Regions from separate parts of the Homo sapiens genome. Here region 2 is linked to region 1. Evidence: chromatin loops called from intact Hi-C (ENCODE). Cell type or tissue: heart left ventricle. All regions are shown on one strand. Links, peaks and the distances in the headings refer to the core of each region. The heading gives the core; the rest is flanking DNA.

Evidence for each region. Hi-C counts contacts between places; a loop is a spot of excess contacts. Peaks named below come from ENCODE experiments on the same cell type or tissue, not always from the same donor. Only the 100,000 strongest peaks of a DNase experiment are listed, where the experiment ranks them.
Region 2: a loop joins it to region 1, with 3 times the contacts of the local background. A loop is called at or near these places in 4 of 110 quality-filtered maps.

What each region holds. Positions count from the first base shown.
Region 1 is chr14:71,136,872-71,142,249 of GRCh38, forward strand. No RefSeq gene overlaps it. Among named protein-coding and RNA genes, the nearest start is that of SIPA1L1, 180 kb to the right of the region's middle. In heart left ventricle, for the core only: CTCF peaks have their summits at 2,314 (motif pointing right) and 2,525; DNase peaks (open chromatin) are centred at 2,310 and 2,890.
Region 2 is chr14:72,417,789-72,423,166 of GRCh38, forward strand. The region is part of intron 3 of RGS6 (regulator of G protein signaling 6); the gene reads left to right. LOC105370559 (a long non-coding RNA gene) reads right to left here and starts at 1,423. Exons shown (of 4, transcript XR_944018.3): 1 at 1,347-1,423; 2 at 1-60. In heart left ventricle, for the core only: a CTCF peak has its summit at 3,160; a DNase peak (open chromatin) is centred at 3,153.

The DNA.
Region 1 (5,378 bases), core at 126-5,125:
CTTGTCCAGTGTCCTGAATCAGGTGACACACAGACTTGGAGGATGGTGAATGTGGGGGTTTTATTGGGTGGTGGAGGTGGCTGTCAGTGGGATGGATGGGGAGCTGGAAAGGGGATGAAGTAGGAAGGTGATCTTCTCCTGGAGTTTGGCTGTCCTGAGGCTGATTTCCTCTCCAGCGGTCCCCAGCTGAACTCCTCCCAATGTTCCTTCTCTTCTCTCCTTCTCTGCTGCTCTTCTGTTCATCTGCTCATCTACTCCTGGAGCTGGGGGTTTGGGGTTTATATGGGTACAGGATAAACGGGTGTGGCAGGCTAAAAGGCAACTTTTGAACATGAAAACAGGAATGCCTGTTCCCATTTAGGGCCATGGGTATCCAGGCTTGAAGGTGGGACCTTTGCCAGGGAACTGCCCTCTTCTACCCAGTATTTCCCTGTCTCCTGTCCATATCAGCAGGATATTCATCTTGTATCATAGAAGAATGTCCTCATATTAATAAACTCTCTATTATCCAACTTTATATTCTATTTCTCTAGATTCAGTGCCCTCCAGATCCCACCCCATAAATATCCTCTCTGCTTCTGCCAGTACATGCTGGCTAGGCCCTATAGCGTCTTTGATGTATAGTCTCCTTCTCCCTCAAGGGACCCAGTACATTCCTGGCCTGGTTGTGTTGTGGCTTGACTGTAGCTTTTAGCCACGCAGGGAGGTGGGGATAAGTTATGAAAGGCATGAGGAGTCTTTGAGTTGTCTTCAAGCAGAGGGGTATGGGTCACATCTGCAGGCCAGTGTTTGGAGGACCTGGGGTTTCAAGAACCTCAAGTTGAACTGTGATGCAGTTATGACAGAGGCTTCAGCCAATCTCACAGATAGCTCTAGAGCTGCCATGATTCCCATCTCAAGTCTCCCTCCCAGCTGGGGCCTTGGCATAGTGGACTCATCTAAATGGAGAGTCCAGTCTTCTCTGGAGCTCCATTCACTTCTGAGCCTCAGCTGCTTCTGCCCTCTGGTTGAAGAAGATCAGGATCTCTTTATATGCTACCAAGGAGGCCTGTTGGACTTCAACACTTTGTCCTCGCAAAGAGTAACTGCCCTTGGCCTTTTGCTGTCTTTCTCCAGTGCAACCATAGCCCTCAACCTGTGAGGAGTGAAGGAAGCACTTTGGCCAGAGGGAGAAGCTGAACTGCAATGCAGTCACCACAGAGGCCTCAGCCAATCCCATAGGAAGTTCTGGGTCTCTGATGGTCCTTCAGAGTTGTCTGGATTTGAGGTACAGGGGCTGGGGCCACCCCGCCAACATTGATTAGTTATAGGATGTGGGCTACCCCCAGGAGGAGCTTTAACCTTGGGTGAATCAGTTTCCTTTGGATGGAGGGAAATCCCTGGGGAGGGACTTAACTTTGTGCAGTCAAGGGGAATGAGCATCTCATCATAAAGGAAAATTTGAGTGGCCGAATGGCACATGGCATGCATTCCATTGACACTGGGAATAAAGAGAGGGGGCTAGGGATAGGAAAATGATTTCTGGAAGAAGAATCGACAGGATATGCTGACCACAGAGCATCTGAATGAAGATAAGGTTCTCTCATTCAAGAAACATTTAATACCTTCCCTAGGCTCAGCCCTGTGTGAGATGCAGGTTGTGGACTTGAATGGTTCTTCACCTCAGGGAGCTCAAATTGAAAGCCATATGCCAAAGAAAGAGTGGAGACAGTGCCAAGATCTCAATATGCTGCAATGTGAATGGGAGGATGTGGCTAAAAAGACAAGACAATCCTTTGTTGTGATGGAGCTTTTCATGAGCTCTGGAGCTCACGTTTTCCCTCTCTCTAGAAACACCCAAATCCTTGGCTCAAAACGAGACTTCTTCCTTGAGGACTTTGAAGTATAGTACTAGCATCAGTGCCTACCCTGCTTCTTGTACCTTCCCCTTACCAATAATCACAGACACACACACACACACACACACGCACGCACACTCACTCTCACACACACACATACTCTCACACACACACGCACACTCTCACACTCACGCAAACTCACACCCACTCTCTCACACACACACACTCACACAGTGAATTGCACTACGTGAGGACTAGAGATGCAAATAGGGACAGTTGAGAGAATCCCATCGTAGGGAGTGCTTCCAGCCTCACACATGACAGCAATGTGCCCAGGAGTGACTTTTCTTTTTCTGTTTGTGAAGGAAATGAGCACCCCAGAGTCAGGAAGCCTCCCAAATCTCTGCAAATCAAGTCCTAGGACAAGGACAGCAGGGGCTCCGCCTCTCTGGTGCACCTTACGTGAACGGCCACAAGATGGCAGTAGGAGCTCAGCCGACGCTGGAGAGAGACTGAGGGTGGGGTGCTGGGGTCAGGGGAATGGAAAAGTGACCCCCTAGACATGCACGCATCCCAAAAGAGAGGTACGGAAGGACAAATCAATGGATGAAAGGCTCTTGGGACCTGTTTAAGCCACGAGTTTGCACACTACTGGCAACTGGCCGTTTCTCGTGCACACATCTATGCATGACTATACTTCTGCGCATTTGCCACATGTAAGTTCTTTCTCCTGGTTAAATATGACCCCTGCCACCCTAAACCTTACCATCACAATCGCCGGTGGAAATATCGGGAGTGTTGCAGAATCTGTGTGCCAAGTGCACTGACTCTCACAAGAGGCTGCACGCGGGGCTGTAAGGGTGGCTCTGGATGTGCCTTTGGCCACCAGCCTTTTCCTCTCAGGGGACAGCGAGGTGAGGGCAGCCTCTAGAGAACAAAGGGCAAACTGCCCTGCTTCCATCCGCACAGAGGGGACCGCTGATGGCGACAAGGTGACTGCGCTGCAGCGAAGGACGCCTAGCGTCTGGCGTTCTAATATGCCACAACGATCGTTTGCGTCCTGGGTTACGAGGACATCGCGGGCAGCCAGCCTCTCGGTGCAGGGGCCTCAGTGCTGCTGCCGACACACGCTCAGGTGAGGGATGTGTGCACACACCCAATCTTAGTGAGGACAACGGATAGAAATTACGAGGGAGTTTTTTTTTTCTTTTTTTGGAGACAGAGCCTCACTGTCGCCCAGGCCGGTGTGTAGTAATGCAGTCTCAGCTCACTGCAGCCTCTGCCTCCCGGGTTCAAGCGATTCTCCTGCCTCAGCCTTCGGAGTAGCTGGGACTACAGGCCTGCACCACCATGCCGGGCTAATTTTTGTATTTTTTAGTAGAGGGGGTTCTGCCATGTTGGCCAGGCTGGTCTTGAACTCCTGACCTCAGATGATCCGCCCGCCTTGGCCTCCCAAAGTGCTGGGATTGCAGCCGTGAGCCACTGCCTCTGGCCTCTGCACCAGGTACTTTACACTGGAACTTCTCAACTTCGGCATCCTGGGTGGGACAGGTCTTTGGTGTGTTGATGTGGATACAATACATCATATCCCTGGCCTCTACCCTCCAGATGCCAGTAGCACCAACCAGCCTTCTACAAGTTGTGGTAACCAACTTTTGTCAAATTGTGGCAGGCCAGGTCTCACTAACACAGGCCTCCATAACAACTGTTTCAGTACTGACTAAGTGGTTAAGTTAAACATTAAAAGCTAAAAAAAAGCTAGTGCCCTTATACAAAGGCTGGAATATAGCAGAAGCCCACCAAGCATCTTGCCTAGGCCTTTCCTGGGCCTTAAAGCATGACCAAATAATGAAAGAATTCTTAACAGGACCCTTTTAGGATTAGATGAGTTTTACTGGGGGTCTGAAGAAACTCCCCAGGCCTCCACAAATAAGTTTATTGGGGGTCTAAAGGAACTCCCCAAACCTCCGTGATTTAACAGGAGACAAGGATAATCACCTCACCACTTGGACCCATTTAGATTAAGCAAATTTACTGAGGCCCCAGAGGAAGGTCTTCAGTACTGAGACCTTAGTTATAGATTAAAAGAAGTTAATCACTTATGTCTTTAAATGAATGCACACTTACATGTAGACATACAGCTTAGAAGGTATACAAGCTCTGGAAAACTTTGTAATTTTGAATTGGTCTGGTGATAATTTCCAGGCCTTCTCCCTGTAACCGATTGCAGAAAATAAAACCTCTCTTCCTCCCCAGTTCATCTGCATCTCATTATTAGGTGGCGAGAAATAGCAGCCTGACCCTCAGTTTGGTCCGGGAACAAAATGTCCCCTGGGGGGCAGAGTGGAGGGGACAAAAGCTCCCTGGTAGAGAACCAGTGAATTAACTCATTTAATCCTAGAACAACCCTGAGGTGGGTAATATTTCTCCTTATTTATTTTTAAAAATTGTGGTAAAATATACATACACAACATTTACCATCGTAACCATTTTTAAGTGTGTAGTTCAGTGGCATTAAGTACATTCATACTGTTGTGCATCCATCTTCCCATCCATCTCTGGAACTCTTCATCTTGCGAAACTGAAACTATGCTCATTAAGCAAGAACTTCCCATTCCCCTCTTCCTCCAGCCCCTGGCAGCCACCGTCCTACTTTCCTTTTTTTTTTTTTTTTTTTTGAGACGGAGTCTTGCTCTTTTTGCCTAGGCTGGAGTGCAATGGTGCGATCTTGGCTCACTGCAACCTCCACCTCCTGGGTTCAAGTGATTCTTATGCCTCAGCCTCCCGAGTAGCTGGGATTACAGGTGCACACCACCACGCCTGGCTAATTTTTGTATTTTTTAATAGAGACAGGGTTTTTCCATGTTGGCCAGGCTGGTGTTGAACGCCTGACCTGCACCATTCTACTTTCTATCTCTACAAATTTGACAGCTCTAAGTACCTCATCTAAGTGGAATCATACAGTGTTTGTCCTTGGACTCAGCATGATGTCTTCAGAGTTCATCCATGTTGCAGTACACGTCCAGATTCTCTTCCTTTGAGGTTGAATAGTATTCCATGTATGTCTAGGCCACATTTTATTTATGCATTTCTCAGTGGATGAACACTTGGCTTGCTTCCACCTTTCAGCTTTTGTCAATGATGCTGCTATTAGTACTCCCTTTTGGCAGATGAGAAAACTGAGGCGTAAGAGGTGAAGTAACTTGCTGTAAGTTCCCCAGCTAGTGAGTAGCGCACCTAGATTCCAGCCAAGCAGTTGGCTTCAGAGGCTGCTGCTGAGACCTCCTCACTGCACACAGCCAGGCACCCACCCAGGCACCCACCCCCTTCCGATGCCATCTGATAAGCAGGGACCTATTACTGCTCTGCTGGGAGCTGAGTCAGAGATGGGGCATACTGGGGGCTGGGGAATGATTACTTCTTTGTTTCCCCCTCTTATTTTATCCCTGGAAAGCCTGGATCAAACCAGGAGGTAGAGAGATTTCTTCAGTGGTGGGCCCTCCACAGGAAAGTCCCCACCATCCCTGTCCTCCCACCATC
Region 2 (5,378 bases), core at 163-5,162, 1.3 Mb after region 1:
ATCAGAGCTATGTAGGTGCTGTTAATTCTTCTTTGCCCCACTGGTCCCCAGGTTCCATATCTGTAACAAGAAGCAACTGGACCACATAATTTCACATCCTTTTATACCCAAGTTTTTGATCAAGAGAGCTCAGGCTGTACTTTAAGCTTAATGTGACAGTGATTTATAGCATAGCTTGGGGGCGATCTGAACACTTGGGGGCAGAAAAACAAGTTAGGCTTTCCCTGTTTCCATCATTCTCCCACCTTTCCTCCATCTGCCTGTCCCCACCTGGACATACATGCCAAAAGCCACGGCCCATTTTACTAGATCTAGGTAGTATGGGAAAAGACCATGAAGCGGACACATCATCTGTACTGCCAGTGTCTCTCTTCAAAATAAACTTTTTTTTTTTTTGAGCCTGAATCTCACTCTGTTGCCCAGGTTGGAGTACAATGGCATGATCTCAACTCACTGCAACCTCCACCTCCCGGGTTCAAGCAATTCTCCTGCCTCAGCTTCCCAAGTAGCTGGGATAACAGGCACCTGCCACTACAGCCGGCTAATTTTTGTATTTTTAGTAGAGATGGGGTTTCACCATGCTAGCCAGACTGGTCTCAAACTCCTGACCTCAAGCAATCCACTTACCTTGGCCTCCCAAAGTGCTAGGATTACAGGCATGAGCCACCGCGCCCGGCCCGCTTCAAAATAAACTTCTTTACCAGGAAATAGGATTAAGAGGAGGTAGAAGGAAATTAGAGTAGGATCAGAAAGATAGAAAAAGGAGTTTTCTCTGAAACAATAGGACAGCCAGATACAGGCTGAGCAGGCCCAATGATGGATAGAGAGGCACATCCACTGCTGAGCTCTAACCTAGAGAGAGAATGTCTCAAAACTCCTTGCATGGAAGGTGCCTGGAAATGTATTTATTCTCCTGTTGTTTATTCTCACCTCTCTTCATTCCTTTTTCTTTCTTCTGTCCTTGAATCGCAGCAGATAAAAAGACAAATCTGCTGAGAGGATGCATGTCACAAGTGGTCAGATGAATTACAGCCATAGCACCATATAGATAAGAGGCAAGGCTGGCGCCTGGGCAGGTCTGAGAGGGTCCAGGAGGACACACACCATATCAAATTGTGCAATTTAGCAAATGGCTGGTGGCAGACTGAAATGATAGTTAATCTGTTTTCCATGCACTAAAGGCTTTTGCCAAACTAAGATTTGCTGTGAAGACCCAAAGCTGGAGCCCACCCAGGGAGCGGGCTGCCTTGGATGCGTTTCCCAGCCTTCTACAGTGGATGCCAGTAAAACTAACTAGAGACATGAATGGGCACCAGGATAAACACAAGGGGATATTTTGTTCTTACCATTAGAGAAGGATACTGCTAACTGGCAAGAAGTCCCATGGTTGTTATCTTTTGATTAGTAGTAGTAAAAATACTATTTAAAGCTAGTAGCATTTTTTGAGAGCTTGCTTTACACTGGGTACTTTTTCAAGTGTCTTACAAGTATTCGCTCATTTTATCTGCACGGCAGCTGTATGAAGAGAATACTGTCATTATCTTCACTGCATAGGTGAGCAATGGAGGCACAGAGAAGTTCAGCAACTTGTCCAAGCTCTCATAGCTGGGAAGTGGCAGAGCCAGGCTTTGAACTCAGGCAGTCTGACTCAGAGTCCAAGACTGCCGGCCTGAATTGTAGGAGAGAGACAGTGCGGGTATACCAGGAACCAAATCCTATCGGCTGAACATCAGTGTTTAAGTCGAGCCCAGATGCTCTGCACAAAATACAATGTGTCTGTGCACATGTGACTGTTAATCAGCCATTTCCTTGGTTCCTGCTTTGTGCTGGCCACTGAGCTGGACCCTGTGGGATGGATAAATCAATGTCAGTCATGCCCCTGGAGACCTGGCTGTTGCAAAAAGGCTCCTGAAATCATCATAACCCAAAAGAGAAAAGGGCAGGTGCTGAAGAGAAGTATAGGTAAAGAGCAGCAAAATCATAAAGGAGGGGAGACTCTTTGCCTCTGTGGTATCAGGGAATGCTTCTCAGAGCGGGTGGCGTTTGCCCTGAGACTTGAAGTAGGAATTTAAAAACATAGAAATGCAGTGGAACGGGAAGAAGGACATTCTAGGTGGAGAGAAGTAGAGCAAAATGGTCCAATCTGCCCCCCTAAGGGTGTGAGACAGAGAAGTGGATGGGAAGGCCAGGAAGGCTGTCGCCATGTGGGCCGAACATGGGGAGGGAGGTGTTTGTCAGAATCAGAATGGACTCAGAGGGAAGCTGAGCTAAAAGCTTCAATTTACAGATGAAAGAAGAAAGAATTTGGATATGTGACTCACTCAGTGTACCAAGTTCGTGGCAGAAGTAAGTCTCAAACCCCAGGCTTGCCTCCAATTTTCTTTGCACTGATCTCCTGGCATAAACATGTGGCTAACAAGGGTCTCACAATGCCAGGAGGGTGTTACGTTTTTATAACCTGTTCTATTTGAGGGTCTCCAAAATTACATATTTGAAGTTAATATTAGCCAGATGCTAACTGTCTGCAGGCAAGAATAAGCACCCACTTTACATTGGGAGAAGCTAGAGATTTGGGAATCAGGATTTGCTGCAGATACTTTGAGGAATCTAGGCCTCTAATCCACAGTCTCCTAAATTCTGGAACTTCTGGCTTAATTACACTTTTTAATAACCAGTCATCATTGCTGCATAATTTGTGAGGTCTGGTATAGTATGATTCCTGTTCCCTTCAGCTAACCCTGCCCCCACCCCCATCCTTTAATAAACGTAAAACTTTTCTTTCCTGTGAATTCATTTTTTTCCCTTTTATCTTTTGGACCTTTGCAATTAACATATTAATATTTAATTCATATTACCTGAAGGTCCAAGAACACTTTTAAACTCATGAAAAACCTTCACTAGTAATTTAGCTGCTACCAAGGTATCCCTGAGCCCTCATTATTTGCCTCTGGAAAATGCCGTAAACGACATCTAACAGGCTTCAGCTCTGTACCTCTACAAATAAGAAATTAAGCAGTATTCAGAACGCCATTGATTATTAATTTAAAAGAAATCAAAAATCAATATCACATTCCTGTAACCTGGCAGTTTTTCTTAACTGAAGGCAGTTGCCTGCAGAAGCCTTGTGGCTTTCCAGAGCAACGGCGCCCCTTCGTGGTGATAATGTGAACTGCACCCCAGGCGTGATTGAAAATAAGGCAGAAAGGAATGCCGGCCTCGAGCAAGGACACCGGTTCATGCCCAAATCACTTCTGCTTTCAGCCAACAGACTGTTTCTGCCAAAAGATGGACGCAGCTAGATTTTTTTTTTTTTTGTACCGATAATCTGTCTTAAAACTTGGAGAGGATCTCTTTTCCCCTGTGAAGTCAGGAAAATGACAGCAAGCAGCATGGATTGGTTCGAATAATTTTCACCAGAAATGTGGGGTGAGGGGAAGGGATGGGACTGGAGTCAGAGCAGTGATCTGGCGGGATGGGGTGATGAGCCATACGGAGATGAGGTGTGGCGCCACGGGCTGGGAGTCAGGGATTATAGAGTGAGGGTGGGGTAGGATCTTCCTGGTCATCAAAACTATGAGAAATGTAATTATTTACATTTTAAACTAAGCCAAAGACTGTATTGAAATGTCTTACACCCAGAACAGAGAAGTGGTATCACCAAAGTTCAGAATTCCCAGCTCTAACGTGATGCCTTTGGGGACTGCCTCCCCACCCCAGGCTGACCTAACACACCCCTTTGAGAAAAGAGGATTTAGTTTCTCCTGACTGTGAATTGAATATGTGGGATGTGCCCCTCCAGGAGCTTCTAAAATCACCTCTGCTTTGACCTTGAGGGGCCGTGGTAGAGGGGAGACAGCACCGGCTTAGAAACCCCACGGCTCGGCTCTAGTCCCAGCATCAGTGGAGCACCAAGGGGAGAAAGTATTCATCACTGAGGTATTTTATGATATGTATATTGTTCCTGGGCAGTTGCACCCCTTATCGCCTGCACCCTGTGTACAGCTCCCCATTCCTCCTCCCTTGGAGGCCACTGTGCTATGTAACTTGCTGTGGGCTGCAAGAAAGACTGGGCTCCCGTTTCCTCTTCTGAAAGGCAGGAATCATGCTCCCGGCTGACCTCACAGAATCATTCCACAGATTAAATGGCGATATGGCTTGTCTGTGTTCACACTCAAATCCACATGTTGTGGGAGGGACCTGGTGGGTGGTAATTGAATCATGCGGGCAGGTCTTTCCCATGCTGTTCTTGTGATACAGAACAAACCTCATGAGATATGATGGTATCATAATGGGGGGAGGTTCCCCTGCACAAGCTCTCCCTTTGCCTGCTGCCATCTATGTAAGACATGACTTGCACCTCCTTGCCTTCTGCCATGATTGTGAGGCCTCCCCAGCCACGTGGAACTGTAAGTCCATTAAACCTCTTTCTTTTGTAAATTGCCCAGTCTTAGGTATGTCTTTATCAGCAGCATGAAAATGGACTAATACAAATGGGATGTAAAAATAAAATTCTTATATACTTAGAACGGCAATATGAGCTTTACATCTGAGTTATGCTATAATATCAATCAACATATATAATAATATAAAGTAGTATATTTATTATAAGTTATAATAACAGAGTGAGATAGCTTAGTAATTTCTTGTTAGTATCTGCAATCTTGGGGAAAACAAATCTAGAGAAATAAGTCCAAACTGGAGCTGCAGAGTCAAGTGGGCGAGAGAAAGAAGTCTCGCTTTTTTTGTTTTCCAGGAAAGCTCAGGTCCAGTTCAGCAGGCCAGCCCAAGAGACTGGGAGAGCCCTATGTACTCAGGAGAGCAGCCTCACCCCTCGTCCTTGTCCAAGATTGGGGAGTGGGTGCCCACAGCTTGTATGTGTCCCCATGAGAGTGGGTGTCATTATGAGGAGCATCAAAGGGCCAAGCACAGTGGTGACAGATGTGGGGGAATTTGCCATTCTGAGGGCAGAGGAGGTCAAACACAAGTGGACTCGCTTATTAAGCCCAGAAAGAGAACTGGGAGAGGAAGGCCAAGTGAGGATGGAGGCGGAGATCCAGGGCCCATCTGCAAGTCAAGGAGCACCGAGGATGCTCAGCAGCAGAGCCAGGAGAGGGCATGGAGCGGACTCGCTTGCAGAGCCTGTAGAAAGAACCAACTCTGCCGACACTTTGATTTTTAACTTCTGGCCTTCAGAACTGGGAGAGAATAAATTTCCATTGTTTTAACCCACAAAGGAAGAAAAAGACTATCAAGAGTAGAAGGGCCTGACAGGTGGCCACACGGCAGGTGAGTCAGAGAGTTGAGTCACGTGGGAGGTAGTTTAGAAAAGGATTTGTGAAGAGGGCCATCCCCTAGCAGCGTGTTGAATATAGTGAGGA